2 separate regions of the Homo sapiens genome follow, and region 1 is linked to region 2. Evidence: chromatin loops called from intact Hi-C (ENCODE). Cell type or tissue: mammary epithelial cell. All regions are shown on one strand. Each heading gives the region's core, and the rest is flanking DNA. Links, peaks and the distances in the headings are about the cores only.

The links. Hi-C counts contacts between places; a loop is a spot of excess contacts. Peaks named below come from ENCODE experiments on the same cell type or tissue, not always from the same donor. Only the 100,000 strongest peaks of a DNase experiment are listed, where the experiment ranks them.
Region 1: it touches region 2 in a loop (2.4-fold over the local background); 2 of 110 quality-filtered maps call a loop at or near these places.

Annotation. Positions count from the first base shown.
Region 1 is chr9:19,737,224-19,753,760 of GRCh38, reverse strand. The region is part of intron 2 of SLC24A2 (solute carrier family 24 member 2); the gene reads left to right. Among named protein-coding and RNA genes, the nearest start is that of SLC24A2, 44 kb to the left of the region's middle. In mammary epithelial cell, for the core only: no CTCF peak of the experiment used is centred there; no DNase peak of the experiment used is centred there; H3K27me3 peaks cover 120 bases.
Region 2 is chr9:19,682,610-19,699,146 of GRCh38, reverse strand. All of the region lies in intron 2 of SLC24A2 (solute carrier family 24 member 2), which reads left to right. Among named protein-coding and RNA genes, the nearest start is that of SLC24A2, 98 kb to the left of the region's middle. RefSeq lists an enhancer at 1-347. In mammary epithelial cell, for the core only: no CTCF peak of the experiment used is centred there; a DNase peak (open chromatin) is centred at 8,826.

The DNA of each region.
Region 1 (16,537 bases), core at 5,309-13,308, 53 kb before region 2:
TTTTCTCACTAGTACATACCTTTGGTGGGATGGTAGTTTTAAAGGAATATAACTTATTCTAAAGAGGTGGCCAAGTAGGCCAACAGTGTGCTTGGTGGAAAAAATAAGAAAATATTAAAGCAAGGAAGTGCCTAAGGGTACATGAAACTTGGAGATTCAGATACTACTGCTCACAGTAATGAAATTTAATTCATTTCTTAAAAAATAGAAATGAATGCAACACTAAAGGAAGATGGTGGTTTAAAAATAAAGATTAGTTTTGTGCCAGTCTGACTAATAAGCACCCAACTGTATGAAAATGAACAAACTATTTGGGAATGTTAATAGTTGAGGGTCATTAATATTTTTCTGCATTCTTAGATCTGCTCACCAGCACTTAGAACTCTCCAGAACAAGAGCTGTCTCTATTCTTAAAAGCTTTATTGATTGTCAACACAGATAAAATCCAGTTTCACAAATGCTGGGACTGAGGAATCTGAGAAATCAGATGTGCTGCCTGGTGGAGCACTGGTTGAGAGAGGTGGTTAGATGAGAAATGATTCTGCTGCAGGCTCCTGTCCTCCCTGCCTGCTGAGTTGGAGGAGCCAGCAGTGGTCTGGGGACTTCAAACGGTGCCTTTTGTGTCCTCATTCAAGGCCCATCCAGCTAGAGTATGCAAAGAAAAGGACGGAATATGATAAAATGTGGATCTAGGTCTAAATCTTACTCCTGGCACCTGAGGGATCAGGGACCTCCTTTGAAATCCTTAGAGATTCTGGCCCTTGCATTTTTCTTGCATCTGCTATTTGTCCTCATTTTGTCTGCTAATCCATATAGAGAATTTTGAGCATAGTTTTGCAGTAGGAGCCTAGTATTGCAGGTGGTGCTAGATTGCCTTGGGTCAGAATCTGGCTTGGCCACTTATTATCTATACCACTTTGGGGAAGTCACTCAATTTCTCTGTTCCTGAGTTTCCTCATCTGTAGTATGGGCATGGGAATAGTACCTAGTGTCTAAGATTGTTGTGAGGATATAATGAATTGAGTACACATAGATTCATTCTCCCTCTCTCTCTCTCTTTCTCTCAGTGTTAGCTGTTATTGTTAATGCAGACTCTTTATTTCTTCCTCCCCACAACCATATGAGTTAGGTTTTTTATTAAGTCTATTTATATAGGAGGAAACTGAGGCTCGGTGAGTTTAAGGAGTTTTCCAAGTGTGATGGCGCTCCCAAGGGGCTGGGCCAGGGTCCAGCTCCCCAGGATTGCGTGACTGCATGGTCTGTGTTAAATGGCATCCTTATCTGCCATGATGATCGCTTTGACAGACTTAACCCTTGAAGACACAGCCTCTTTTCTCCAGTCATAGGGAATCTTCATTTTTTCTCATTCAGATTCTGCCATAACCCCTTGGTGTTCGAGTCGGAATTGATCTGTCCATCACCTCATAAGCCCACATTGTTGCCCCATGTTTGACCACTGCTGATGAGATCTGCAGTAACTCACCCTTTCCTAGGGTGAGTTACTGTATATTTCTATCTACCAAGAAAAATCCCTGTTCTACCTAGCTCCATCCTGGATCAAGTCCTCATTCTTTCTGCACCTCTTCTCTCTAGTTTCCGTTCTTATTTCTTCCCTGGAAAGCATCTAGCGCTGATGACACATAAGCAAACGTGTCGCAAGCACTCATCAAATGAACATTTTCAGGTCTAATTCTGCCATTTGACAACCTTTTGACTACGTGGAAAGTGGCTACCACATTGTACATTCTAATTTGAGGGAAGGAATGAATGATTTCTTTGCAGAGAAGCAGCTGGTACATAGAAAGGAGCAGGACAAGTTCATTCTGTCTTTGAAGATTAGGCAGAATTATAATGCCTGTGCTCAGAAATGCCTAATTCAGCCAAGTCTTCTTCTATCTCTTGGTAAAGTGCACTGCCAAGTTAGAAAGGAGCCAGCTCCACCACCCTTCCTACGTCTGATCCTCCAGACACATATTTGCTAAAGAAAGAGCCATGGTCCTATCCGTAATGTTCAGGAAGGGCAGATTGGCATATCAGGTGAGCCTGGTACTCTGCTCACCTACAAGTCTCATGCTTGGTGGGACACTTGGGGCCATGGCTGCAGAGCTATGGAACTCTCTACTCCCCATGTCTGCATCCCTTTTTTCCCCAAAAAATGATTTGGTTTCTCTCCTTTCTCCCCAGCATTGGCTGAAGTTTCTTAGGAACTTGAGATCAGTGGTTCTCAAGGCTGGCTGCACAGTAAAATCACCTGGGAAAGTTTAATAGGATCCTCCAGGTCCCAGCCCACCAAAAATTCAGCTTCAGTGGTTCTCCAGTGGGCTGGAACCCACTCAAGACTTTTAAATTTTGAAAAAATATTCTCAGGTGCTTCTACTTTGTAGGTGATTTGGAAACCACCGGTTTACTAACTATATAGTACTTTGGCCGCCTTTCACATCTCTGCCTTGCTTTCTTTCTCTGTCATATGGACATGATAGTAGCTCTGGCCTCCTAGGGTTGTTGTGAGGATTAACAAGTTAAGATGGATAAAGAGCCCCCAGAAAAATGTCCAGCACATAGTGTTGGCTACAATAACTTTTACTGCTATAATTATTACCGTCAGCGCTAAGTGAAGTCATAGGGGTTCAAAGCAAATAAGGCATATTCCCTCCCCCAGGTTCATAATCCTACGAGGAAGACAAACATGTTACCGAACACAGTCAGCATAAAACAGTAAGCCCCATAGTGAAGGCAGGCACAGAATGCTGTGGGTATACAAACTAGGGGTGCAGCTAAATCTTCAGTCGAGAAGGAAGCCGGCTTACCAGAAGCCGGTCTAACACTAGAGCAGGGTCTTCAGTGAGTTTGCCAGACAAAAGCAGAGTAGGCAGAGGACATTCCAGGTACAGGAACTGTCTGTGCAAAGTCATCTTGATGTGGAAGAGCATCAGATGGCAGACACCTGGCCGGTAGCTTGGCACCATCTGTTGTTGGGGGAAAGTGATGGTCGAGAAGCTGGAAACAGACCAAAGCCAGACCTTGAAGGACCTTTGTGTCTCCCCGAAGGCATTTGGATTTTATCCTCTAGGCATGAAAAGCTGCTGAGGTACTTTAGAAATAGAGAAACATTCTCAAAATTGCATTTTATAAAGATATCGATGAAAAGAGTACACCAAAAGGGAAAATGGCTGGACGGGGGCAGAGCTCAGTTCAGACCCTTTTGCTGTTGTTGAGATCAGAGACAATGATGACTTGAACTAAAGGAGACATAGTATCAAAAGGAATTGGCATTTGATTAGTTGCAGTATGAGGGGGCAGTGGCATTTGGAGATGACTTGGAGACTTCTAGCCTGGGGCTGTTAGAGTCTTCGCATGCTATCTGTAGTTGAGTTGGGAATTATGGGAGGACAAATGGGTTTGGAGAGGAAGAGGGTGAATTGAGTGTTGAGCATGTTGAGTTTAAGAACTGTAGGATATCCAAGCAGAGGATGCTTAAATAGAAGTGTTCATTAGGCAACTGGGGAGGACAGAAAGAGATTGCAGTGGCCCCTGGGCCTTTCTGGTATTCCCAGTGAATCTTCCTGTATTCTGGACCTCAGTTAAAACATTATCTTCCAGTCAGCTTTACAAGCTAAAAACTGAAGTTGTCTTCAAAGACTTCTTTGAACCACCTTCTGACACTAATGTACTCCGGCAGTGTCCAGCAACTGATTCTCCTGGTCTGGGAAGCATGGGCAACTGCAGTTCCTCTGACCTTGGCTTGAGTTCCTGGAGGGTCTAGCAGGCATGTGCTTTGCTCTCCAACTTGGTATATTCCTCTGGACTTGATCACAACGGGTGATCCCAGGTGGGAGAATTTGGTTTATGGTCCCTTTAGCAGAATGCACTGCAGTGTGACATTTACTTTACACTGTTAAAGAAAAATGTTAGCAAGTCCCAGTTGTGAGCATATGGACTAGCTGCTGCTGCATGACCCCAAACCCCACTGAGTCCCACTAATTCGAGTTGCCAGATAAAATATGAGATGCTAGGTAAGTTTCGTTTTTCATTATACAAGGAGTCATTTTTTAGCGTAAGTTTATCCCATGCAATATTTGGGACATACTAAAAATGATTCATTGTTTATCTGCAATGCAAATTTAGCTGAGCATCTTGAATTTTTATTTGCTAAATATGGCTACCCCTAAATTTAATCTACGTTGAACATTTCTTATAATGCCTAGAATCTCTTCTAGTAAGAAATAAGCAGTCCCTTTTGTCTTTAGCACAGGAAGAGACCAGCTAAACTCATTTCTTGGATGATGTGGCTGAGCTCTGGTTCTCCCTTATCCCACAGGCAATAAACTCAGTTTTGTCTTGTTTTCTTTTTAATCTCTGGTGGTCTTTGTTTTATCCTTTGAACATACACACAAATACCTTTTTAAAAAATGGACATCCAACCAAATATAAAAATATGGTCAAAAAAGATTCTGGTTGGTTTAATAGTATTCTAACAGGAAGACAAGCCAAAATAAATGAAATGTATGCTGTTCTTTTATCTCATTTTAAAAGAATTGAATGCCTGTGTTTTGCTGAGGATTCAAGAGATATGGATTGTGTATCTTTTTGTTGTCTATTTTAACCTTTCTCACCTAAGCAACCTGAGCTGAGAGCAAAAAAGAGAGGTAACTTGGGTCGGTATCTAGAATGCCCAAAGCAATTTTGCTGATTCATGAGAACCTCAGGGGCTTATGATGGCATCTGGAAATAACTCTGGAAGCTGGTTGTGCTGATCAAATGTGTCTTATCCTGTACTTCAAGGTCTCTAGAGAGAAGGAACTTACACAATCTGGTACAGCAACCTGTTCCAGATAGGAGGAGGCTCTTGTTGTTTCTAATTTAACACAAACCAACTTCCTCCTGAGCTGTCTCCATTTGAAACAAAGAAGGGTTGCTTATCACCCTCCTCTGTGGCTGAACTGTACTTTGTGATTCATCCTTCCTTCCGTTTCTAGGAATGCTTTATCACTTCTGGTGAGGCCAGTGCTATCAGGAAGCCAGGAGGATGTCTTTAGCTGTGTTGTTAAAACCAACCAACCAACAAACAAACAAACAAACAAAAAAATCAAAAAAGGGACAATAAAAACATCTGGGCCTAGGCTGCCTAGATGAAGGGACTGACCAATATTGCTGGAAATTTATTATCAGGTTAAACCACAACGATCATAATTTTAACATTAACCCACCTAAGATTGTGCAGGCATTCATTCTGCACAATCTTACTGCCCAGCTGTGACTCACAGATCTTTCATTAAACGTGCTCACAATGGTGACTCAACAATTTCTTCCACCACTTACCCCACTACATCAATGGAGGCCAGTCTAAAACTTCTTGTGTTATACTTTTCAGAGGGAAGGGATTAATGTTTTGTCATCTTGTTGAGTATAAAGAAACAAGTCTCATGGTAAAGAGGAAAATGTGCCTGCTGGCTTGCATGAGTGCAATGGGAATTTTTTCTTGTATTAATAGGAGTACTCAGGCAACTGAAATCACAGATCTGCTCTCCTGCATAGTATCTTTATATCTGCTTCAGCTGAGCTGAGTGTGAGCCCCTGCCCAGAACAAATGGCTTTGGATATTTGCTTTTGGTAAATAATTCAATAAATAACCTGGGAACACACATGATATTCACTATTGCATATCTCTTTAGTGAACTTACGAATTTTGCAGAACCAGCAAATAGGAAAATCTGTATAGGCTAAGAGTCAAGAGGCAACTGAGTGTCAGCCCTTAGCACACACTCAGGAGCAGGACTGCTTGCATAGAGCATCTTGCCATGATAGTATTTGCTAACTTTGTGATCTCTGGCAGTTTATTAACCTCTTTGTGCCTCAGTTTCCTCATATATAAAATGAAAATAATCAAAACACCTCACTGATATGTGTGGGTGAAATGGATTGACCCAGAGCAGCTCCAGTCACTTCCTGTCACATGGTTAGCCTTCGTGTGTGTGGTGTGTGTATGTACATGTCTGTGCCATCACAAGTGTGTTCAAGCAGTCTATGGTGACACATTTGCATTTGATCTGTCCTGTGTCACATGGAGCAGGTAGAAATATATGAGTTAGAGAAGACACTCATAGTAAAAGTTAATTTCCAGGTAAGACAAGAAGAATTTCCTTTGGCTAATCTCTTGAAAGGCAAAGTGATATGTCAGATAATAATATGTATATGACTAACTTCTATTAAATGCTGATTACATGCTAGCCACTGTGCTGAGCACTTTATCAGTATTAGTTAGTCCTCTTCTATGTAGGATTATTATCCCTCTTTTACAGATGAAGAGATTGAGGCCTAAAGAGATTAAGTATATGTATAAGGACTTGCATAATGTAACACAGCAAAAACAAGCAAATTGTGTGTGTATTTTATGAAACCTATTATAGAAATGTTTTAAACACGTACACATACCTGTATATGTATATAATGGGAGAGAGAGAAAGTATAGGCATAAAAAGTACATGGGAATGATAGATATCAAACTCAGGATGGTGAGGAAAGGGAGAGAGAGAAGTGGAATGAAGAGGGAACACAGAGGGCTTGACATGTATCTGGAGTATTTTACTTCTTTCAAGTAAGTGTGAATATTAAAAATATTAAAATTTGAATAAATCAGGTAGTAGATTGATTGTTGGTTATTATATCATTCTGTATGCCATTTTGAGTGTTTAAAATATTTTGTAATTTTAAAAAGAGGTTATACTCTAATGATTTGGAGAGTACCAGCATAGTACTGGCCCACAGTAGACACTCAACAACTGGGATTGTTCTTGTTAGTTGGCTTTTTTCCTTTGTATTGCTCTGAAATAAAATTGTTGATTTCATTGTTGGAATTACATTCTGAAATACAGATCTAGCAGGTTAGGGACTCCTATAAGAACCCCCAAAAGGAACTCAAAACACTTTTGCAAAGGTTCTTGCTAGCTGTCTCATAAATCAACAAGATAAGTGTGACTAAAAATAAGCACCAAATAAATGTTATTTGTCAGAAATAGCACTTAGTTTGGCCTGCCCATGAATTTTCTTTAGACTTTTTGACCTTAGCTTTTTAAAGGGAGATAAACAAGTGAGGACAGAAATACTGGATTTCAGAGTAATGCCAGAATCAGGGAAAAATAATTCTCTGGATCAATAATAATAATTAAAAGCTTCCCATTGTATGCCCTTGGGTATATTTTATATTTTTCCTATTATAGAAGTATCAATTTTATTGACACCCTAGACTATTATGATAATGGAGTTTTTTATTGAATTCAATTACAGTTAGTCACCATGAGACTCCACATGCTATCTGCACTAGGAGTTGCCTCAGGCACCCCTAAGAGCATAGAGATATTGAATATTTTCATAAGGGATTAGCAATTTTTCCTGTATGTCATGGCTATAATAAAAGTCAGCAATGCTGATTTCATTTCACTTAGATTTTGCATCTGCTTTTGGAGTTACGTAGAGCTCTGATGAACAAAAGATAAATAAAATAATTATTTAAATTTCTTATTTATGGTCCCATCGGAAAGTTGTCGTAGGCACTGAGAACAAGAGAGCCGCTTACCTCCTGACAGTGTTGTGTCCTGTAATTGAAAGAGGATTGCATCTGCACTCACATGCACTTGTGCATTTAAAAAAAAAAAGAGAGAAAAAAAAACAGATTGGAGGAGGGAAATGCATGATGTCAGTGGTAGAATTCTGGATGATTTTTTACTTTCTTCTGTAGTCTTTTCTGTATTTTCCAGCATTTCTTCAACTAATGTATTAGACTCTTACAAGTAGAAAAAAATAGTATTTCTAAAACACAGAAAGAAAGGGCTATGATATGTCAGGAAACTAGATTGATATTAACTCTGACACTTTCCTAACTATGATTTTAAGAAAGTCACTTAATCTCTTATTGCTGCTTTTACATTTACATATGATGGTTAGATGGGCATAATAAACTTTTTTGACTTGCTTTGCCTATTGTGTAAAGTTCTTATTTATAGGAGTTAGGTAATAAAATATGAAAAAACATTTAATAAAAAGTGTTATATCAATGCAGGTCTTTCCCAGCATGTAGAAAAGGAATTGAAGCTGTGGGGCAAAATTCAGAGGGATAGATTAATTGCTCTCTGGCAACAGGTACACTCACAGGTAGGTATATTTTAAGGCAGTGGTTCTGAAACTTGCAGCCATCACAATCGCCTTGGATGCTTATCAACGCATAGATTGCTGAATCTACCCCCAGAGTTTCTGATTTATTAGGTCTTGGAAGAGGCATGAAATTCTGCAGTTCTAGCAGGTCCCCCAGACAATGCTGATATTACTTCTCTTGGAATCACTCCTTGAAACTATTGTTTTAAGGATGTATGGAGATATGTACATACACACAAGTATTCCAGAGTATTCAGTGGTGTGTTAGTCTATTTGCATTGCATGAAGGAATACCCGAGGCTGGGTAATTTACAAAGAAAAGAGGTTTAATTGGCTCATGGTTCTGCAAGCTGTACAAGAAGTATGGCACAGTCATCTGCTTCTGGGAAGGGCCTCAGGAATCTTTCAACCATGGCAGAAGGCTAAGGGAGCAGGTGCATCAGAGCAAGAGGGGTGGAGCAGGTGCCACAATCTTAAATGACCAGATCTCACATGAACTCAGTGCAAGAACTCACTCAATACCAAAGGGATGGCACTAAGCCATTCATAAGAGATCTGTCCCTGTGATCCAGCACCTCCCACTAGGATCCCCTCCAACATGCTAGGTCACATTTCAACAGGAGATTTGGATGACAAATGTCCAGACCATATCAACTAGTTAGAAACTTCCTAGTGACCTTCAAGAATACACTTTCAGAAGAGTGGGAAACATATTGAAGTTGGATAAGGAGAGAACCGTGGATGTGGAAAAGAAGCCAATAGTTACAGGCTTAGATGTTTGGGAAGTTTATGAGTGAAGTAACAAGGTATTTGAATGGGAAGCAGAGTAAAATGAATGTTTAGATGGATAGGTGAAACTTATAGTTGGGGCTAATGAAGTATTTGTTTCATCCACAGTGAAACAAGCCACAGTGTTCAATTTTTTAAATTGTAGTCAACATTTAAAACTTACCAGATTTCATATGTAAATCCAGATTCCCATCTACTTTTGGAAAATCATACAACTTGGGGTCTTCCTTTCCATGTGACAACATCAGTTGGAGCCAAGTAGCGGCTGTCCCCTTTCCTTGGGGCATATGCTTTGGGTTAAACAACCCCTGTCTGGTCCTTCCCTTCTTTGATGACTCACCAGTCCTCTACGAGCATAGGAGTCTGCAACCATAAAATCTAACAAGGTAAACATACAAACTCCCAGTGTGAGGATAGAGAAGAACTGAAGATGCTGGAGTGTTGTGATCATAACATGAGCAAGGACCAGAAAGAGGAAGAAGGAGATGGGATCAAGCACACAGTGCGAGAGGTGGCTTGAAGAAGAAATGGGAACATCCATCCCTAGATATGGTGAGGGAGAAAATAGAAAACATAGAAGTCAAGGAAGCAGTATTTTGAATTAAAGATGATGATCTTTATCCTCTCAGTAATATGGACAAGACCCTCTTCTGAACCTAAGAGAGGAGGGCATAGGTCCTAGGGAAAATAAGAGAAAGTTTGGTGTCATTGATGTATTGTAACATCACAGAGCAGCTCTGCCAGCCCATATGAGGTGAGGTATACTGTGGGGGGTCCCCTCTAACAATGTTGTGCAGCGTGAGTGGTTGCGGTGATGATCAGGACTGGGTTTTGGTCTCTTAAGGGCACAAAGCTATTTTTCATTTTAAGCCACTAAGCAATCAAATAAACATAACCCCACAGTTTATACATGGGCTAATAAAGTGAGAAAGTATCCTCCTTACCTGCACCCCCACCAAAACCAGGTACCCGTCCATTTATACTGTTGATCCATCCTTCTGTAGAGTATCTATAGTGCCAAGAATTGCGTCTAAATGTCCATGCTTTTTGAATTGGGAGAGGCAGTAGTGTGCCTCAGGATAAACAGAACCCTAGGACCTGAGCTTAATTTTATTGGTAGATATTTTAAAGGAGGGCAGCAGTTAAATAATTTACTTAGCAAGTAATTCAGAATATTTTATGTTATGTGAACAAGAACATATTATAGAATGCAAAATCTTTCTCTCTTTTTGAATATAACACCAGCTTCAAATAAATTGTACTGCGCAGTAACTGCTCTGGGCTACACTCCTCTGCCCAGCCCCGACAGCACACCCATTCTGTCCCCTAACCTAGGTCAATAGCAAAGTTTCAGAAATGCCACTGAAAGAACATTCATTCTTCAAATTTAAGCTTATAGTACGGTAAATTATCTTTGCTTTAAGAATTGCAGAAAATTGGTGCTAGCTGTATTTCAAATACTGTTTCCTTAAAAAGCAGCTAATTAAAATTCTCTATAATTTATAAGGTGGATTACACATCAGTGTATGATCAAGTTCACTATGAATAGAAGTGATAAACTGACTAACCCTATGACATAACCTCAGCTGTAGTTGTCCAACTCAGCCGTAACTACTTTCTTAGCTCAGTCTTCTAATGCTGATGTGATGCAGACAGTGGAACCAATTTTTACTTTTTAATTTTTACAAGCTGTTGTCTTGTAAGATAGTTGTTAAGCACACAATTCCTCCATTTTTCAAAATAACAGTTTTTTCAGACTTAGGGAAATATCAGAGACACTTAAATTTTCCTAAGCCCGTCATCGAAACAGTAACATAAGGATCCTCTACTTTTAATTGGAAATTCCCATTTCCCTCTGGGATCTCTATCTGCTGGTAAATAGTCTCCATTGTTTCCCTCCAAACAAAACAAGATGGTTCCATGAAGCATTCAGCCATTCCAAAGGTAGTGACAGTTTCTCAACATTAGAGGTATGTTTGTGGCCCATTAGAGTCCAGTTGATCCAGATGTCCTGTGAGAGACATTCCTGAGGACAGGTGTATGTATGTGGAGGTAGGGGATAGTTCATTGATTTCTTTCACAGGTTGCTTTTTAGTTGGCCTTGTTCCTGAAGAAGGCATGTTCTAATGCTAACTAGAGAACCTTCATGAAAGGAGGGCCAGGCCCTGAATCAGAAGACCAGGGTCTAATCCCTCTTTTGCCACTTATTATACACTTAAACTAAGGAAAGGTTCCAACCTTCCTATACTTAAAAAAAAATTTAAGAACAGGTATGGGGGATTCATTGAATGTGAACCTCATGATCTCAGGAAAATTTAAACATAGGCTTTTCTCTCCTGAAGTTCCTAACTTAGGGCATTATCTATCAGTTTAAGAAGATAATTTCTGTATCTACTATTGAGGGTCTTATTTCTGGTCTTCACACCTTCTGAAAGGATGGGCAACTGAGAACAGACTGCTAATATGAAATAGTCTAATCCAGATGAATTCATTGTCATTTACTGTATTATTTCCTTAGGATAATACCTGTCCATCTTTCCACAGCACATTTTGCCTAAATTCTTAACAGGGTGCTCTTTGTTTGTGGCAGTATTTATTCATGTAAAATGCAGCTTTCCTCTCATCTGCTTTTCAATTAAGCAGCTACCTTGTGGCTTTCATATGCTTATGACATCAACACTTTTATGGCAATTGCTTCTGAGATAGAATTTGGCTTTTTGGCCTCTGAATTTCAAATATTGCTGTATCAGTTTCATTCACAATGGAGAGCTTTAAAAGAAATAGTGTGAACCTGTGAGAGATGTGTGGCTTATGCTCAGATATACTTTGTCAAAAATTGTCCCATTGCATACTATACTAACTACATTATTATTAAAGCAAAACTCAATTATTTAATTTTCAATAGTCATATTTTAAAATATAAATTGAGATAGCTGAATTTTCAAATAATTGAAATTGCTGTTCTGCTTACATGGGGTGGGGATAAGAAGCAAAAGCTGTTGATTTTTTACACAAATGTATGCTCAATAAGAGAAAATAATCAACAAATTGTATGTCATCACACAGGCAGCAAGGACAGAGTATATAACTCTTGGAGGTTGTGTCAGTCAAGACCCATTCTGGAGGCAGAACTCACATCTTCAACAGAGCATGCTTAACATGAATTGTTAACTAGGTAGAAAGTTGTTAATTATCTAAAGTGTAAAACAACTTTCAGGTCCCAGGGAGGTAGAATTGCAGGAAGCAGCTGCCACTCCTAGGCCTGGAGGGTCAAAGAGAAAAGGCTAGAATTATTAAAACATGGAAACTTGAGGAGGGAGCTGCTCAGCTGGTACTTGGAGCAGAGAGTGTTGAGGCTGTTATGTGAGTGTTGGAAAAACTGCGCCATTGAATTCACCTGCTGTGAAGAGAAGGCAATGCAACCTCTGGGACGAATCCCAAAAAATCAGGAAACAGGAAGTGCACAGGAAGTAAAAAGGAAGAAGCAAACCTCTTCCTTCTTTTTCCTACAGGCTTCCCACTTCCCTCTAGCTCCCCTTTTTGGCAGAACCGGAAAGCCAACTGGCAAATCAGGAGCGTGGTTTGCAAAATATCCTCTCAAGTGTCACAAAGCCTGAAAATACAAGAGTGGGTTTGGAGTCAAGAGGCAAGAGCGGAATCAATAGCACACAATTTTTCAGGCAAGATTAGCTGATGGCAGCAGCAGAAACCAAACCTTTAAGTGCCCAGGAAGGGTGAGACAGCATTCTAGGTGCCAGGAAGGACATACAGAGGATAGCAACATCTTAATGCTTGCCCTCAAATGACATTCCATTTCCACAGTGTATGTTTACCTTCAGATAAAGCCAATAAAACTGTGATTCAATGGTTCAGTGAGAGAGGCCAGTAAAAACCATGATGAGGCTGTTGTGGGTCTCTGTGAATAGTTTTCTCTCTCTCTTTTTTTTTTTTTGGTCCTTTTTATAATGGAAAATTTCAAATATACACAAAATGGAAAGAATAGTGAAACAAACACCCAGGTATCCGTAACCCAGCAATAACAATTGTAAGCATTTGGCCACTCCATGTTTTCTTTAGCCCCCATACCTCCTCCCTATCCTCCCAGCTTCCCATTGAGTTATATATAATTTCATTCATAAATAATTCCAGATGTTTAGTTACAGCTCAATGAATTTTCACAAAGTAACATGTTCATGTAAACCCCACCTGGATTGGGAAATAGAAATTACAGACACCCAGAGCCCCCTCTGTAGTACTCTCTTAGTTCTTTCCTCACTGCTTCCCAAAGGAGTAGCCACTGTCACCTATTGTGAACTTTGCATATGTGGATTCATAGAATATGTGCATTTTGGGGTTTGACTTCATTTATCTAACGTTGTTGGTAAGATTTATTCATGTTGTTGCATATAGCCATAGTTTTATTTTTATTGCTCTATAGTATTTCATTGTAAGAATACACTACAATTTATTCATCCATTCTACCATTGATGTACAATTGGCTTATTTCCAGCTCTTGACTATTACAAATAATGCTACTATGAACATTGTTATACATGTCTTTTGGTACACACTTGTATGCATTTCTGTTGGGTACATACCATGAATGGAATTGCTGGGTCTTAGGATACGTATATATTCAACTTTATTAAATACTGCCTAAGAATTTTTCAAAGTGGTTGTACTATTTTACCTTCACCAGTTCTAATTGCTCTATATCCTTGCCATCACTTGGCATTGTCTGTATTTTTCATTTTGACCGGTCTGGTCAGCGTGTCATGGTACCCCATTGTCACTTTGAGTTGCCTGCCCTTGATGAGCACATTTTCTGATGCTTAATTGGCTCTTTGAATATATTCTGTAATTGATTTGTAGGAGTTCTTTATATATTCTGGATATAGATATTATATTGGACATAAACACTGCAGATATCTTCTCCCAGTCTAACTTGCCTTTTCTTTCTCTTAATGGTGACTTTGTTAATATAAAGTTCTTAGTTTTAACGTAGTCCAATTTATCAGACTTTTTCTGTATAGTTAATGCTTATTTAGTCTTGTTTAAGAAATTTTTGTCTACCCCAATGTCATAAAGATATTCACCTGTGTTATAGAAGCTTTTTTAAAATTATTAACCTTTTACATTTAGCTTTATAATCCACCTACAATTGACCTTTGTTTATGACGTAAGATAGGGGTGAAATTCTTTTCTTCCCGCATATCAATATCCAAGTGATCTACTATTTATTGAAAAGATTATTATTTCCTCACTGCACTGCAGTTTCACCTTTGTCATAAATCAGGTGATGGTATAAGTATGAGTTTGTTTCTGGTTTCTCTGTTTGTATGTCCTTCTGCTAATACCATCTTATTTTAATTGTAATAAAGATTGAGATATCTGATGGTATACATTACTGAGTTCTGTTCTTCTTCAGAACTTTCTTGATTCTTTTTGGCCTTTTAAATTTTCAAATAAATTTTAAATTAGCTTGTCAACTTTCAAATTACCTGATAGAATTTTGAGTAGAATTGCATTCAACTATAATTTAATGAGTAGAAATGACTTATTTACAATATAGAATCTCTGTTCATAAGCATTTTGTATATTTCCATTGATTTAGACTTCTTTGTTTTCTGTAAATAATGTAGTTTTTTGTAGCAGTCATGCACATTTTTGATTAGATTTATTCCTAGATAAATGATTTTTTGGGGAGGGAACAGAGTCTCACTCTGTCACCCCGGATGGAGTGCAGTGGCACGATCTCGGCTCACTGCAACCTCCACCTTCTTGGTTCAAGTGATTCTTCTGCCTCAGCCTCATGAGTAGCTGGGACTACCGGTGCGCACCACCATGCCTGGCTAATTTTTGTATTATTAGTAGAGGTGGGATTTCACCATATTGGCCAGGCTGGTCTGGAACTCCTGACCTCTTGATCTGCCCGCCTCAGCCTCCCAAAGTGCTGGGATCACAGGCATGAGCCACCACGCCTGGCTAGATATATGATTTTTATGTTATTTTAAATAAAATATTTTTTAATTTTTTCATCTTCTGTTTTTGGCTTGTATATGGAAATATAATTGATTTACTGAGAATTTGTTTGTAATAGCCAAGAGTTGGAAACAACCTAATTGTACATCAATGGTAGAATGAATAAATAAATTGTAGTATATTCACATGATGAAATTCTATAGAATTTAGTTATTAATTCAAATAGTTTATTTGAAAATAATAATGATACTTTTCTATATATACAGCCATATTTTCTGAATATTATGACAGCTTTATTTCTGCCTTTCTAATCCTTTCATTTCTTTTTCTTTTTTGCTTTATTGTTTTGGTTAAAACTGATACCACTTTTAGACCAACATATCACAAATCCACCCACTGACCACAATACATTTATTAAAGAATGCATGCGTTCTCTCTCTCTCGGGATCTGTTACCCTAAATGTCCACTTTTACCCTAACATCATCCAGCCCCCACTCCAGAAAAACATTTCTCCATATCTCTTGCCCTACAGTTTTGAAACAAAATGTAACAACATCCAGATGCCATGAAAGTTTATAAGTTGTGCTTATGTTGATAGTGGGGACAAACACTGCTTTTCCATGAAAGAAGACTGTAGTGACAGAAGCACTAAGGTAAAAGACAAATTAACTTGACAAATTTATCCTCCTAGATAGCATGACTACATAGATTCCTTGCATAATGAAGTATAGTATTGACTCCCAGTAGGTCTGAGCTTTTTTTCCTCACTCATCTTGCATTCTGATTTTTAATTTTGAAGATCAGCAAGTTATTCGTAAATTAGCAACATTTTTTGAGTAATTGTGTATGCCATCTGAGCAATATTTTGCAGTATGAAACAATTTATGTTATTCTTAAATTTTCATATATTTACTTCCAGACCTAACATTTGTGAAGCTTCATGGTGATTCTTTTCATTGGCATATAGAAGGACATTCCATGTTAGAACTGAAAAAGTTTCATTTTTATAAAAATATTTAATAAAATTCATTAAATTTTTTAAAACCAAATTTTAAATGTCATATTTTCTTAATATTGATTTAAAATTTTGAAACTCAGTAATTTATTTGCATCTTGCCTTTAATTTTAACGTATAATGTTGAATATTTTAGAAAAACAGCATTTTTAAACCTGAAAAAATAATTTTTTGATATTCTAGATGTTTCTTATTTTTTATAAAAATATATCAAAATGTATACACCTTGAATGCAATTGCATTTTATTTTTTAACCTTTTAAATCATTACTGTTAGTAGTGTACCGATTATATGGATATCTTATTGTAACGAGATAAATTTGCTAAAATAAAGGCATGGGAAATACTTTGTAAAATAAATATGTAATAGTGGTGGGTTATTCATGCCTTTGTTTTATGACACCATCATTCACACATGGCCATCAACAGAACACCCATGCATGTTTCATAATAATTAAATATAATAATCTTTGACATTTTGCTAATTTTCAGTCATATATAAACAATAATCATAATTTTATTTTGTTACCATGAAGATATATTTGTCAAGGAAGGAGAAGAAAATATATTTTGACAGTTTTCTTAGCTTCTTAAATTTATTAA
Region 2 (16,537 bases), core at 4,176-12,175:
GCTGTTACAGTAATTGCCAGAACCCCCGAGTCTGGGAACTGCCAGCACCAGAACATAAGCACCTCTAGGCAGGAATTCCATCTTATTCATCTTTGTAGTCCCCATTCCTGGTTCTAAGCCAGACACTTGCCAAGTTTTCAATACATTTGTTGAAAATATTACAATAGACCATATATTCTGATTTTGGCCTTCTAACTTGCTCTGTGACTTTCGACAAGTTCTCTCACCTCTCTGTGCCTCCATGTCTTCCACTATAAATGAATGGAAGTGTGATATGCCATACTTTGTGAGCAAAGTGCTAGAGCAGTGGTACAATTCCCATACAAAAGGTCTCTATGGGTGGGTCCATGTCACCTAGGCAGGATTCCTTTCCTTCTGCAATACAGAGAGTGAACTCTGTGTGTATTTGATATTTGGATTTGTGATCCCTTCCCACCTTTCATACTGATGTACTATAGCTAAAGCAAATTTCTTTTGTTTCTCTTTATATCCCCAGAGTGCACACTGCATGGCACATAGGAAGTCTCTAAAAGGAGCGAACAAATGAATGACTGAAGTCATTAAAGATGAAGGGATGAGTAAATGAAATATTAGAGCTGAAGGAGATTTTACAAATCTAATTTTAGAGTTCTTCTTGGTTACCATTTTATTTTTGTAGACACAGCTATACAGATTGACGGTCCCTTATCCAAAATGCTTGGAACCAGAAGTGTTTTGGATTGCAGATTTTTTTGTTTGGACTTTGAAATATCTACATATACATATATAATGATAGGTCTTGGGGATTAGACCCCAAGTCTCAACATCAAGTTTATTTATGTTTCATATACACATAGTCTGAAGGTGATTTTATACAATATTTTTGTTAATTTTTTGTATAAAACAAAGTTTTGGCTGCAATTTGACTGAGAACTGTCACATGAGGTCAGGTGTGGAATTTTTCATCTATGGCATCATGTCCGTGCTCAAAACGTTTTGGATTTTGGAGCATTTCAGATTTTGGGTTTTCAGATTAGGGATGCTCAACCTGTATTAGCATCTCCACCTTAGAAGCACTTGCTAGAATAAACTTAAATCATTTAAATAAGATAAATTTCAATAACTAGCCAGGGAAATTTAATTTCATAAAAATGTTTCCATATTAAAACATTTTTGTTCATTTTTGTTTTGTTTTGTTATTGGCCATGGTCTTAATATATATTTACATATATTAGAAGTATAGAGTTGTCACTTTTAGAGGGAACATACCATGTATGAAGGAATGATTAAATTAGAAATTGTTTTTTCAGGTGAACTTTGCCACCATATCAAAAAAATGTAAAGTTATTTCAGTTTCCGAAACTAATTTAAATGAGTACTTAATGATGTCAATGAAAAATGGAAAGTATGAATTGTGTCTTCTTTGAGGATCTTTTTCTTTAAAAGATGAACATGATTATTTTAACCTGCTAAATGTATATTTTTAAATGTTTCACTACTTGGTATAATAATACAATATTTCTAAAATGACAAAATGATAATTTTAGCTAAGCCAGTGTAAGGAAATTAAAATATTTACTTATAGAACTCACTCAGAACTTTTTTTGTATCACTTATTTATGCAATTAAAAAGAACAGATACTTTTTATGCTTTTCTCAATTCCTAAATTAGTTCTCTGGTTAGAACAAAATAGTGCCAAGGAAAAGATTTTTTTCTCTTCAACTTTTATTTTAAATTCTGGGGTACATATGCCGAATGTGCAGGTTTGTTTCGTAGGTAAGCATGTGCCATGGTGATTTGCTGCACAGATCAACCCATCACCTGAATATTAAGTCCAGCATCCACTAGCTATTCTTCCTGATGCTCTCCCTCCCGCTGCACCCCCGGCAGGCCCCAGTGTGTGTTGTTCCCCACCATGTGTCCATATGTTCTTAGAAAAAGATATTTTTAAAATAATTTCAGAAGTCATTATTTCAATTTCAATAGCCATTGATGCAATCACTTGTGTAGGTTCTTAATATATTAATTAAAACATTGACTAACATGTTATTTTTTTAATTTCCTAGAATTGTTATTGTGGATCATAACTGCTAAATATTTCAAATATAATCAGTTACACTTTTTAGCAATTAAAAATTTACCCCAATGCTTAGTATTAAGAACACTTAAAAGAAAATAGCTCGACATGGCATATGATGTATTGGGATCTATTATAACATTTTCAAACCAGGTACATGACAAAGTTACCTTATATACCTGGTTATTAGAAAAGAAAAACTCAATTCTAAAATGATGCCATTACGGTTAAATTTAAATTATATATTTGAAATTAAATTACAAATGTTTTAAAGAAAGCCCATACATTTTAATTTTATATTTTAAAACATGTAATAGCTTTACTACACATTAGATTTTCTTAGAAGTGCTATGTTTGTGGAGTTAAATTCCTGCTTCATGAATGAGACATTGCTTTTTCCTGGATGCAATATTTTCTTTTATCTTTCGGATGATATTAAAAATAGGTTTTATTTAATGTAACTTAAAACATACAAAAGATATAGAATAATATAGCAAACACCAGTAGACCCAAAATGCAGCTTAAGAAATAAAACATCACATACTCAAAGTTCTCTGAATACACATCCCAGTTACTTTCCTTCCTGCCAACCTCCCAGACTCAGGGATACCAAACACAGCCAAGGACAAGCATGGCGTACAGAGTGAAAATGGAGGAGCTGTGCAAATGGCTGTACTAGGCCCCTCATCAAGTTGATTTCCCTGTTTTTCCCATGTTGAGTCTGGAGGATAGCTAAAATGTATTGCCTTATAGATTTGGTAGACGAGTATGAATCCTTAAAGCAATGGTCCCAACCTTTTTGGCACCAGGGACCAGTTTCGTGGAAGACAGTTTTTCCACAGACCGAGGTTGGGGCTTAGGGGTGTGGTGAGGATGGTTTTGCGATGAAACTGTTCCACCTCAGATCATCAGGCATTAGATTCTCATAAGGAATACACAACCTAGATCCCTCACATGCACAGTTCACAATAGGGTTCCTGCTCCTGTGAGAATCTAATGCCACCACTGATCTGACAGGAGACAAAGCTCAGGCAGTAATGCTCACTCACCCTTTGCCCACCTCCTGCTGTGCAGCCTGGTTCTTAACAGGCCACAGACTGGTACTGGTCCACAGCCCAGGGACTGGGGACCCCTGCCTTAAAGTAGATATAGTAAAGTTGTTGCATGTATTTATTCAAAGCTTGTTAACTTTGTATAGTATCTTAATGAATGTGGTCCCCTGTAATTTGCTTTCCTTAAGTCAATATTATATTTATGAAGTGTATCTGTATTGAGATACTTAGCTCTAAGTCATTCATTTTAAGTGATTTTGGCATTCAAATTATATGAATAGTCTATAATTAATCTATCCATTCTCATTTGGTGAATGATTAGATTTTTTCTAGGTTTTTTTTTTTTTTTTTTTTTTTTGCTACTAACAAGCAATGCTGCTATGAATAATCTGTGCATCTCTCCTAGTGACATGTACAAGAATTTCTCTGAGACAAATCCCTACAAGCAGAATTGCTGGGTTTCACGTGGGTTTAGCTTCAAGTTTGCTAGATATTGCCAAATTATATTTCAGATTGGGTTGTATCAATTACAGTTTTTCTTCTTAAGATTTTTAATGATTTCTGTTTTCTCCAATACTTTTTTTCTTATTCAGTTGTTTGGTTGATGTTTGTGGGTTTTTGTCTTGACTTTCATTGTGAGGGCTTTCCTCAAGTGTCTGGTAAAAGGCAAGCCAATCATATTCCAAAGCCCAAAAGAGCCTTTGGAAGTCCTGTGTGAGTAATGGAGGCATGGGACAGGTGTGAACTGTGGGCTTCACTCTATTACAGGGTTTCTTTACAGTGGCACTACTGACATTTGGGGCTGGATAATTCATTGTTGTGAGGGCTGTTTTGTTGTTCTTTGCATTATAGGATGTTTAGCAGCTTCCCTAGCCTCTACCCACTAGATGCCAGTAGCACCATGCCCCTCCAGTTATGGAAATCAAAAATGTCTCTAACCCCTGGGGAAGCCCACCCCCGCCCCATTCCAGTTAGAACTGCTGCTCTAGGATAAATATATGGCTGGCCGGCCTTTTTATTTGCCCCAAATTTAAATCCCCAACGGCCTTCTCTCTGGGGTCATTTGCTTCTCCCCAGCTCCCATCTTTGCCGGAGGAAAAAGAAAAAAACAGGGAAATCAACTTGATGAGGGGCCTAGTACAGCAATTTGCACAGTTCCTCCATTTTCACTCTGTATGCCATGCTTGCCCTTGGCTGTGTTTGGTATCTCTGAGTCCAAGCCTCCTAGTTTAAATTCTGCAGATGCTCAGCCTCCTGTCTCCATAGGGTAGTCTCACTTGCCTGAATGCTGTGGGAAACAAGGATTTGTATTCTTTTACCTCTGTAACTAATATTGCCATGAAGTTTATCTTTGTGCATATCTGAACTCTTTATGATAAATTCCTAAAGTGAATTTTAAAATATGTGCAATTGACATGCATTTCTCCGTATATGAATTTTAACCCTTGATGCATATTATACCTAATAATCTAATCACAGTTCTTTTTTTCTTTGGGCAGCATTTACATTTAGAAAGTCTTTCGCCTGCTAGTTTCCCTGTAGCCTTTTCTTTATCAGAGAATAAAAGTAAAATAAATTATAAGTCCTCGATAGAATTTTAGAAAAAAATATTTTGTTTTCCTCTTCTCCGGTTAACAAATTATTTAGAAAAAATATTAGAGAGGAAATCTTCCATTAGTGAGAGAACAAATACTTACATAAATGTAATCTGTAATAACCTTGATTTAGGACTTTCCTTGTATAAAATACCTTTTATTAAAGCGTTTAAACTGAGTGGGAAGTGATTGAGCCAATTGCTAAGATAATATTATGATATCTTTACCCTATCTGTTGAGATTTCATCATTTATTATTTTCCTGTGCAAATAGGTAATTATTTTCCTAATCTTTAAAAGCATGTTTATTTAGAATGAACAGTGTAAGATTTGGGATTTTTTTTTTTAGAGAATCCTAGTTAACCATGTTTTAATTGGCAACTCTGTTTTAGTTGAACTAATTAATTTTGTCTTAGCAGTGAGAATTTGAAAATTATAATTTGAAGAGGATTTAACATACATTTTCATCTTCTAAGAAAGTTTCTATTGACCATTTTTCCTCCCCCAACCTATCTGTTTTTTAGATATTTATCTTGCTTGTGGGAAATAACCAAAAACTTAATTTAATTCTAGTTAATGAACAAAGACAGGTAAAAAGAAAGAAAAAGAAAGGAAAGAAGAAAGGGAAGAAGTTATTTTTAAAAAATAAATAAATAAATAAAGAGTGCCTCGGAAATCACCTTTATAAAAATCAAACTCATCTTTTCCCAACACTGTCTTCTGTACATGAGAAGCATCTTAAAAACAAAATGAAACTGACCTTTTAGGAGGGACAGGGAAGATGACTTTAGTGCTTATCAGTCTTGTCGATGTCCTTTTCTTATTTTTGTCCTCTAAATGTACTTGATTGGAAAAAACACCGTTTTTAAATCTCTTTATATTGAAGATATATAAAGAGTAAGAGTTTAGGTATATAAAGGCAATGCTTTCATCTAGTGATTTCTTGTCCTTGGTTTTAGACAGGGCCATCAACAACTGAAAAGGAAATCATTACTTCCTGTAGCAAAATTAAAATTAAAAATTAATAAACTAGTAAACAGTCATGGTGCACCTACCATGGACCAAATCCTTTGCCAACAGGCTGCATTCATATATAGACAAATGAATGATCAGAGACCTGGTTACACAGATAGACAAACCATTGATGGATATTTGGGTTGGTTCCAAGTCTTTGCTATTGTGAATAGTGCCACAATAAACATACATGTGCGTGTGTCTTTATAGCAGCATGATTTATAATCCTTTGGGTATATGCACACCAACATGGCACATGTATACATATGTAACAAACCTGCACATTGTGCACATGTACCCTGGAACTTAAAGAATAATAATAATAAAAATAAATAAGTAAATAAATAAAAGATAGACAAACCAACACTTTCATGGATGTTACCTCATTTTATGCTCACAAATGCCCTATCAGTCAATAATGTCCCCATTTTATGGACAGAAACACAACCTGTTAGAAGTTATGTGGTTAAGTGACTTGCCTAAGGTCAAATGGCTAACAAGTATGTATTTTTTGGATCTGAAGCTGATGAGTAAAGCTTGAAAAATGAGACAATTTGCTAATTGTAAACGTTTGGTCATTAATCAACATTCATTCATCTAACAAATTTTTATCGAGCACTTCCTATGTACTGAGCATTTTGCTAGGTGCTGGGAGACTACATGACTAATATAAAGTCCCTGCCCTCAAAGAGCTTACATTTGGTGGAGGAAGGAGACAATAAACACAGCAAATAAGAATGTGATGCATAGTGACAAGTGCTAGGAAGAAAAATAAAGCAGGCTGAGTGAATAAAGAGTGATTATTGGAAGGATGAGAAACCATTACTCCACCTGAAGTCACAAAATAAATAAAGCATCTTTTCTTTGCAATTCAAAGAGAAGGCCGTGTTTCATGTTTTACTGCTGGCATATTTTATCCACAGTGAAGCTAAACATGAAATTTAAAGACCAAAAAAAACTAATAAGGTGGCTTCAATTTTGTCGTATGGTATTACAGTCCATCTTCAAACAATATCTAAATTACAGTCTATTTTTTCTAGCATGAATCAAAAGAAAATCTAGTGAGGTCATTATTAGTGTCTGTAAAATTCTAGTGGAAAAAAACCTGTAGAAATCTGTCTTTGAAAGTCTGTTCCCAGAGTTCAAGTGGCAACTGTTTTGTGACTTGACAACATAGTTCATGGCTTTTAAAGATACATGACTTGTTCTGCTTAATGTGGTTTCCTGATAAGCCTTGAGAGAATTTTTTAAATTATACTTTTAGTTATGCATACATAATTGCCATTCATCTATGACATAAGTATGACATTTGGTATCTACTGCTTTTACAGATAGGTTAATGCAGTGAACTCCTTGGTCATTCTTTAGCCCTTTCTGAAGACAGGAGGTAACAATAATATACTTACCTCTTGTTAAAAGCTCCACATTTGACCATTTTACTCATTTTTATAATTCCAGTGTTTGCTTGCAAACAATCTTCCCTTGTAGTATAAAGGCATTGGAGTGCCCTGAGCAGAGGGGAGGGGTAGAGCTTTCAGGAAAGCAGTGATGAAACTGATATCCCTGGACAATATCAGCATCTCAAGGGAAGCAACTTTTATCCTCATCCTTGTTCTTGACTTGAACTCCAGTCCTTGTCCTATATACTAGTGTTGCCCAATGAGTGGAATCCAGTACTGTGACATTTGAAAAGATTTTAGGTGGTACCACAAACATTTTTAATGATTATATGCTTATTTTAACATATACTAGGAAAGTATATAACTGGTTCTGTACTTTTAACCAGAGAAATAAACCCATTTCTCAAAAGTTATTGCTTAGAAGCAACGAGGAAGTGAAAGAAAAGTGAGTCCTTTAAACTACTCTTAAAGTACTAGGTTAATAATCGCAGAGATAGAACCCAGCTATGGCAAAACCATGATGGTAGTGCATGGATGACTGAGGGCAAATGAACACAACCATCACTGTGGTCTTCAGTCACCTTGAGCCCTGCTTTTCCAAAGATTGATTCCCTATGGTCCTTTTCTTCATTTTCTGATAGCCTCTTCTCTTCACATCTCTTTTCTGCCCATGGGAGATTTCACAGCCTGGCCCTGTCCTGTGGGAGCCCCACTAGTGTGAGTCTCAGGGGGCTGGCATGTGGCTACACTGTGCATTGTTCAATCCTTGGAGGCCTTTGTCTATTGAACTTCCTTTTTTGGTTGAGGTAGTTAAAGACCCTTCCAAAGTTTCCCTTACATGCAGGTGCATCCTATATTTGTGAGGGCTCTTCTCATCCTTTCTTGTTCACACCTTCAAAGGAGGATGTTTCAGTGTTGCCAGTGGACTAAAATTGAGTGGAACACCTTGTGCTGGACGTCTGGGGCCTGAAATTATCTTGGGCAGCTTCAAAGGTTTTCATTATTTAACTAATTATCATATGAACCTGTTGTTTGAATGTGACACTGTCTTTTTCTTTTGCCAATACACATTCTCTCTCTGTCTCTCTCTCTGTCTCTCTCTCTCTCTCTCACACGCACACACACAATACGCCTCCCTTAGTGGTGGCTGTACTACTCCAGCTGATCCACTTTTCCATTCTATCGAAATCCACTGTGTACTGTGCACATTCATTATTCAGCATCAGGTGTAATCTAGTGAATTATAGGGGAAAAGGATTTGGAACCAGACTGAATATATAAAAGCCTACAGAATCACTTGTGTTCATTTATGCAAAAAGGAAAAAAGAGAAAAGCCACAGTAGTTTATGAAACTGAATTGTCCAGTAGCTACAGAATGGCTAGATCTAAGGAGGCCTCAGGCAGTACCATTTGGCCTTTACCTCTTTCTGTGTGTCTTCTGCATTCAACTTTGCTTTTCTGTCAGTTAGTTCTATTCTCAGGCAGGTTCCTTGTACAGTAAACAAGAAAGCCACCAGTAGATCTTAGCTTACATCTCATCAGCTTACCATCCCCAGAGGAAAGACAACCCCTGTTTCCAGTGCTTCCTCCAACAGTCTCAGCATTTCACCAGTTTGAGTCAAGTATCCAGCTTCTTACCAGTCCCTGCAAGCCCTACAGCCCAGAGGTGGGGCCTACTTACTGAATGAGCCTGAGTCATGCATCCTCGTGAAGCCGAGGGTGGGATCCATCCCCTACTAAATCAAACGGACCCACAGTAGGAGAAAGGGTGTATTAGTCAGAGCTCTCCAGAGAAATAGAACCAATAGGAGAAGTGTGTGTGTGTATGCATGCGCGTGTGTGTGTGTTTGTATAAAGCTACATGTATAAAGCTACAGAGAGAGAGAGATTTACTATAAGATATTAGGTTATTGCTCACACAATTATGGAGTCTGAGAAATCACATGATCTGGCATCTACAAGCTGTAGAGCCAGAAAAGCTGGTGTCTGTCTGGAAATTCGAAAAGCCTAAGAATTGGAGCACTGAGGGCAGTAAAAGATCAAGGTTCCAGCTCTGTCCTCTGCCTTTTTATTCTGTTCAGGCACTCAGTAGTTTGGATGATGCATACCCACATTGGAGAGGGCTATCTGCTTTACTCAGCCTGCCAACTCATTGCTAATCTCTTGCAGAAACACCCTTACAGACACACGCAGAAGTAATGTTTAACCAGCTATCTGGGCATCCCTTGGCCCAGTCAATTTTATGTATCACTTAAAATTAACCCAAACAGAGAGAGCCTCTAAGACACTTGAGATGCTATTTTAAAAAGAGGAGAGGTAGGTGCTGGGCAGGAGAAAATATCAGATCCAGGTGAGGGCCTTACACATTGGACATGGCCAGAAGTGGAGGCCATTGTTTATGATGAAGATTATATTAGATGTGCCACACTGACAAGCCCTTTCCCCAGCATGTCAATGGGCCTGTGGCATTTATTCCCTGCAAACTGTAATAAACATGACGTCATCTATCACACTCCCGTACTCTGTAGGAAAATGAATATTCTGAGCATTAGTCAGACATGTTGAAAGAAGTGCCCAATAATTCCTTAATATCCAAAATGCTTTCAGCAGCTCCCCTTACTAGTCAGAATATCAAATCATAGGAGCTGTATCAATCTTATTGAGACTAAATTGAGTTAACTAAGAATATGGCCTTTTGAGAAAAGCTCAAAACAGCAGAATTGTAGAATAAATGGCTGATTTATTTGCTCTTTTTTTCCTTCTTCGGGAGTCCTGGTGTAACCACTACACTTCTCCGTGGAGAAGCGCACTGGCTAAGGAGCCAAGAAAGCTGTACCATTTACAACTTAGGCCACTTAATTCACTTCACTCAGCCTCAGTTACCTTATCTGTAAAATGGCAATGATGATATTTGTCATATTGAAAATGTGATGAAATAATAAAAGTAAAACAACTAGGAAAATAGCTGGGGATTAAAGCAATGCTTAATATGCTGGTTTTTCTCTCAGCAAAGGGACTTTCATTATAAATTTAGAGTTTTGATAAATGTATATTAATCTGTTTCATAGAATCTAAAGTTTCATGTTTGGGTAAAATTTGGACTGAGGTAATATATATTGTGTACTCAATAACAATTTGAGCTTAACACTATGAGACTGTATTTATTCAAGTAACAGACTAAAAGAATTTAAATTCTGGTATCTCTGAGCATGACATGCAGGGACATGCAAAATAAGAGGCATTCCTCTGGCTTAGGGAAAGACATGTATGTTGGGGCCACATAAGAAACTTATATCAGTAAAATAATATTCAAAAATTTCTGCAAATGCACTCCTAGTGCATTTCCTAAATGAAAGCTATTCACCAGCAACACATTCTGCTTTGCGTCCTTAAAATGAAGATAAAAACAAAACTCATTCTAAGGAAATTTTCTTTCTAATCAACTTAACTGAAATGCAGCTTTTTTCTTTTTCTTTGTTTGTTTATTTGTTTTTCTTCTATGCAACTCTTTTAAAAAAGTAAACTTTCCTACAGCTTTTCCGTATACCCCAGTGACTACTTGGAATCACTTTTAGGTTTTGTGTTCAAACAAAGATTAACAAATGTGTAGTAAGTCTACCAAATGATACCCAGCTTTCTATCGGCACCATTTTCATGTTTTCTCATTGTACTTTGCCACAATACAATGAGGGAGATGTTATTCTCTCATTTTGCAATCAAAGAAACTGAGGCTCTGGAGAAGTTATATGATGTGCCTAAAGCCACACAATCAGTAATCCATAAAGCCAGGATTATCAAGTCCTGTTTTCTAAATCCAGGGCTCTTTTCGCAGGGTATTAGTAACATATTCTAAACTAAAATATTTTATTTTGCACATTTAATAGCACCTTACTTCAAGATTTATACAAGCTACAAGCTGAACAAATTGATTTGCAGGTTATTTTTAGAAATCATTTCACCCATCACTGAGAGGAGCCTTCACAGAGCTTTTCGAAAGCATACAAAAATATTGCCTGGCAGTTTAATGAAATGGTAAAAGAAGAGAGATAAATTACTGGAAAGTACAGAGTGTTTATGCATAAACACTAGAAGACACACATGGGGCAAAGGGATGACTCCCCACTGAACTGCCTTGTCTGAATTAACATTTAAGTAACGCAAGCACCTTTGTCATTGCCTGGATCCTGAGGGGTCACAGCACCTGACTGGAGCATTTGTCACCCAAATTATAGGGTTCAAATCCAATCCTAATGACTTGGGGTGCTAATCAAGACAGCTGAAAGTAGTAACTGGTAGGAATCTGATTTGGACTCAAGGAGGAATGCAAAGGTCAAAGCCAGAGAGCAAGTAAGTACCAAAGTCAAGTGTAAAGGTAAAACCCCAAACAGGAAAGTGGTCCTATGATCCCAAAGTTGGAAGCTCAAGAAGAAGTTGAGAAACACGGCGTGGAACACATTGGTACAATGTTTCAGAATGAGGAATGTGAACGGTGTGAGGAAGTCAGGAAACATTTTCCGTCATAGCTATGGCCTGATATGTGGGACCACCCAAATGGACAAAGGAATTTGTCTGTTTGCTCCCTAATTGATTTCACCTTCGAGTCTATCACACGAATTCCTACAGAGTTTCATAATGGCTCATAAACTTTAAGTAACTTGAGGACTATGTACACAAGGGGTGAGTAACATGCCATTTTATACATTACATACCCCAAACACAGTGAACTTGTTCCGTTTTGTTTTTTGATTTTTATTTTAGGTTCGGGGAACATGTGCAGATTTGTTAGATACATAAATTGTGTGTCATGGGTTTGGTGTACAGATTATGTTGTCACCCAGGTAATAAGCATAGTACCCAATAGGTAGCTTTTTGATCCTCACCCTCCTCTCATTCTCCACCCTTAAGTAGGCCCTGGTGTTTATTGTTCCCTTCTTTGTGTCTATGTGTACTCAATGTTTAGCTTGAACTTATAAGTGAGAACATGTGGTATTTGGTTTTCTGTTCCCGTGTTCACATAGGATTATGGTCTCCAGCTCCATCTATGTTGCTGCAAAGGACATTATCTCATTCTTTTTTATGGCTGCATGGTATTCCATGGTGTACATGTATCACATTTTCTTTAGCCAGCCTACTGTTGAAGGGCATTTAGGTTTATTCCATGTCTTTGCTGTTGTGAATAGTGTTGCAATGAACATACACATGTGTATTAGTTCATGCTCATGCTGCCAATAAAGACATACCCAAGGCTGGGTAATTTATAAAGAAAGGAGGTTTAATTGACTCACAGTTCAGCATGGCTGGGGAGGCCTTGGAAAACTTATAATCATGGTGGAAGAGGAAGCAAACATGTCCTTCTTCACATGACGGCAGGAAGGAGAAGTGCTGAGCAAAGGGAAGAAAGCCCCTTATAAAACCATTAGATCTTGTGAGAACTCACTATCATGAGAACAGCATGAAGGTAACCGCCCCATGATTAAATTACCTCCCATGGGCTCCCTCCCGCAAGACGTGGAGATTATGGAAACTACAACTCAAGATGAGATTTGGGTGGGGACATAGGCAAACCATATCAATGTACATGTGTCTTTATGGTAGAATGATTTATATTACTTTAGGTATATAGCCAGTATTGGAATTGCTGGGTCAAATGTTACTTCTGTTTTAAGTTCTTTGAAAAATCACTTCACTGCTTTCCACAGTGGCTGAACTAATTAACATTTCCACCAACAGTGTCTAAGCATTCCCTTCACTCTGCAACCTCACCAGCATGTTATTTTTTACTTTTTATAATAGCCATTATGACTGGCTTGAGATGGTATCCCACTGTGGTTTTGATTTGCATTTCTCTAATGATTAATGATGTTGAGCATTTTTTCATATGCTTCTTGGCCATGTGTATGTCTTCTTTTGAAAAGTGTCTGTTCATGTCCTTTGCCCACTTTTTAATAGGGTTGTTTTTTGCTTGTTAATTTAAGTTCCTTATAGATTCTGGATATTATACCTTTGTTGAATGCTTAGTTTGTGAATATTTTTCCCATTATGTAGGTTGTCTGTTTACTCTGTTGATAGTGTGTTTTGCTGTGCAGAAACTCTTTAGTTTAATTAGGTCCAATTTGTCCATTTTTGTTTTTGTTGCATTTGTTTTTGGCATCTTCATCATGAAATGTTTGCCAAGTCCAATGTCCAGACAGTATTTCCTAGATTATCTTCCAGAGTTTTTATAGTTTTTGGTTTTACATTTGTCTTTAATTCATCTTTAGTTGATTTTTGTGTATGGAGTAAGGAAGGGACCCAGTTTCAGTCTTCTGCATATGGCTAACCAGTTATCCAAGCACCATTTTTTGAATAGGGAGTCTTTTCCCCCATTGCTTGTTTTTTGTTGACTTTGTTGAATATCAGATGGTTTGGGGGTGGCTTTATTTCTGGGTTCTCTATTGTGTTCCATAGGTCTATGTGTCCATAGATCTATGTGTTTTTGTATCAGTACCATTCTGTGTTGGTTACTGTAGCCTTGTAGTATAGTTTGAAGTTAGATAACATGATGCCTCCAGCTTTGTTCTTTTTACTTAGGATTGCCTTGGCTATTTGAGCTCCTTTTTGGTTCCATATAATTTTTAAGATAGCTTTTTCTAATTCTGTGAAGAATGTCATTGGTAATTTGATAAGAATAGCATTAAATCTGTAAATTGCTTTGGGCAGTATGGCCATTTCAACAATATTGATTCTTCCAATCAATGAGCATGGAATGTTTTTCCATTTGTTTGTGTCATCTATGATTTCTTTGAGCAATGTTTTGTAATTCTCATTGTAGAGATCTTTCACCTCTCTGGTTAGCTGTGTTCCTAGGTATTTTCTTCTCTTTGTGGCTATTATGAATGGGATTGTGTTGTTGATTTGGCTCTCAGCTTAGACATTGTTGGTGTTTAGAAATGCTGGTGATTTTTAGCATGCTCCAGTGGCGCAGTCAGTTAGCATGCAGTACTTATACAGAAATGCTAGTGATTTTTGTACATTAATTTTTATCCTGAAACTTTGCTGGAGTTATTTATCAGATATAGGAACTTTTGGAGAGAGGGTGTTGTTTTCCAGGTGTAGAATTATATCATCTGCAAACAAAGATAGTTTGAGTTCCTGTCTTCCTATTTGGATGCCTTTTATTTCTTTCTCTTGCCTGCTTGCTCTGGCTAGGAATATTAGTACCATGTTGAACAGGAGTGGTAAGAGTAGGCATCCTTCTCCTCAAAACATAGTGAATTTGTTAACCCAACCAAGAACCAGATATGAACTCACCTCTGCAATGCTGCCATCTTGTCATCTGGGTTGCGTTTTCCAGGTTTCTTATATACCTACTTTCTTCACAATTTGTCTTTCGTAATGAAAGACCCAAATTCCAGATATCAACAAGTCTAGATGAAACTCACTACCCTGAAACCCTTAAAATGTTCAAGGGTCACCTTTGCCTGTCAGATAGACTGGGGTTTCCCCTTCCTTAGTTATTTGGTGCTGTTATGCTCACTTGTAGTGTGGGTCTTTAAGGTACTGCTCTCCCCAGCCACATGTCCTGAATGCTTCAGGAAAAGCACTCCATCTCTCTTTGATCATCACGGAAACTAGTTTTGATCATGTTGATCAAAAAGAGCATCATCAAGAGTCCTGAATGGAAGTTTGCTTTAAGGATGTTACCCTAGTTCTAGAAGAAGAACTTCCTTGAAGAGGAAAGAGGATGTCCTTCAGTGCAGCAGCCTGATTTCCAATGGGGGAAGGGATTCTTGCCTCTTTTAGAACAAACCACATCGTCCAAGGAGGACTGTCTGTCTCTTTCCCAGGCCTCAGAAATTTGAATGAAATGTCACAAAACAGTAAAAAAAAGTTGGAGCTTATTGGCCCTGCAGGGGCATCCTGAAAAGATTGCCCATCAGTTCCTGCTGCCTGGTCCCCTAGAGCACCCTGTGTCTACTGTTTTTAAACCCAATTCTTGATTTTCTTTCAATCCAGTGAGTTCCCCATTCCTTACAATAAATTGCCCTTTCCAAATTAAGCAGGAAGTTTCTTTTGCTTGTAACCATAGTATTCCAAGGGCTACTCCCCAGGAGGGGAGATGGTGAAAAGCCAGACACAGGGAGGAACTGCCAGGAAGTAAGAGAAACAAAAAGAGGTGTGGAGCCCCTGGGCCCAGGACCGGTAACCATGAAATCACCAACAGCTTTTTTAAGTGTTTCCTCCCCGCCTCAAAAAAATAATGTTTTTAAATGCTCCCATCTCAGCACAAGAAAGCTGTTCTAGCTATATAAAATTTCAGTTCTGCTTATGCTTAGCTAGATTTTCATCACGTGGTATAGCGGTCCTTGCTAATTCAGAAGCTCTGGTTGAAAGCCTCCATTTAAAATAAGTGGGAAAATGAACTAAATATTGTTGTGTTAGTGAGGTTTGGTTGAACACACATTTCATGAAAAAATAAATTTATGTTTCTTGGAAACTGAAAAAAAAAAAAAAGTTCAGAGCACAATTTCCAGGCAGGACACTGAATGTGAAATGAAGATCACCTGATCACAATGGCTAGGTGTGGTCAGACCAAATGCCCATCACCTTTTCTGGACTCTTCCATTTCCATAAAGACAATGAGCTCCTCCATCTTTCAAGATACCGCTCAACATCCATGTAATCTCCCAGAAACCTATGCTGAGGCAATAGTTCCTTTCCCTTTGCTTCAGTAGCACTCTAGGAGCAAAGACCTGTGTTTCCTGCTATCAGTTTTATAATTGTTCAGGTTCATCCTTCTGTCCCACTAAACTGCATCTTGCCTGTGGGGGATTTGCTTTCAGAGTTTTACCTCGCCGCACTTACAGCGTCTAGCATACAGTAAGTGTTCAATAGTTAATGTACTGTCCTTTCAAAGGATTTCATAGTAAACCTTTCCCTCCTCTCCCTTTGGCAAATGCCCTGCACTGAAATTTTGCATCAGCATTATGCTAGGAATGAAATTTGTGTAGCTGATTTTTCACGGTGGGTCCCTAGCTTTACTGCACTCATAATGTGTATTTTTTACTCTAAACCTTTTTTGAAACAGCTGCTTTCAGTTTTGTTTTGTTTTTTAATCCATCTCACTCTGAGACAGTACAGCTAATCAATACATGAAGTAAAAAGAATGGAAAATGGATGTAAGTCATGACTTTTCTGGGGTTTCCCTTTGGCCCTACCTTCAAAAATTTTCCACCTCTTCCATAACTTGCTTAGAATAAAGACAAATTAGTTTTCATGATGAATGTATTTTAATATCAACTAAATACATCTGTTTAATCCCAAATTAAAGATGCCATGATATTTCCTATGGATATTTCTTACAGTACGTTTGTGTATTTAGAGGTCACCTCTACTTAACGCTGTGTTTCTCCTGCTCCCTGTATTATTGCTGTGTCACAC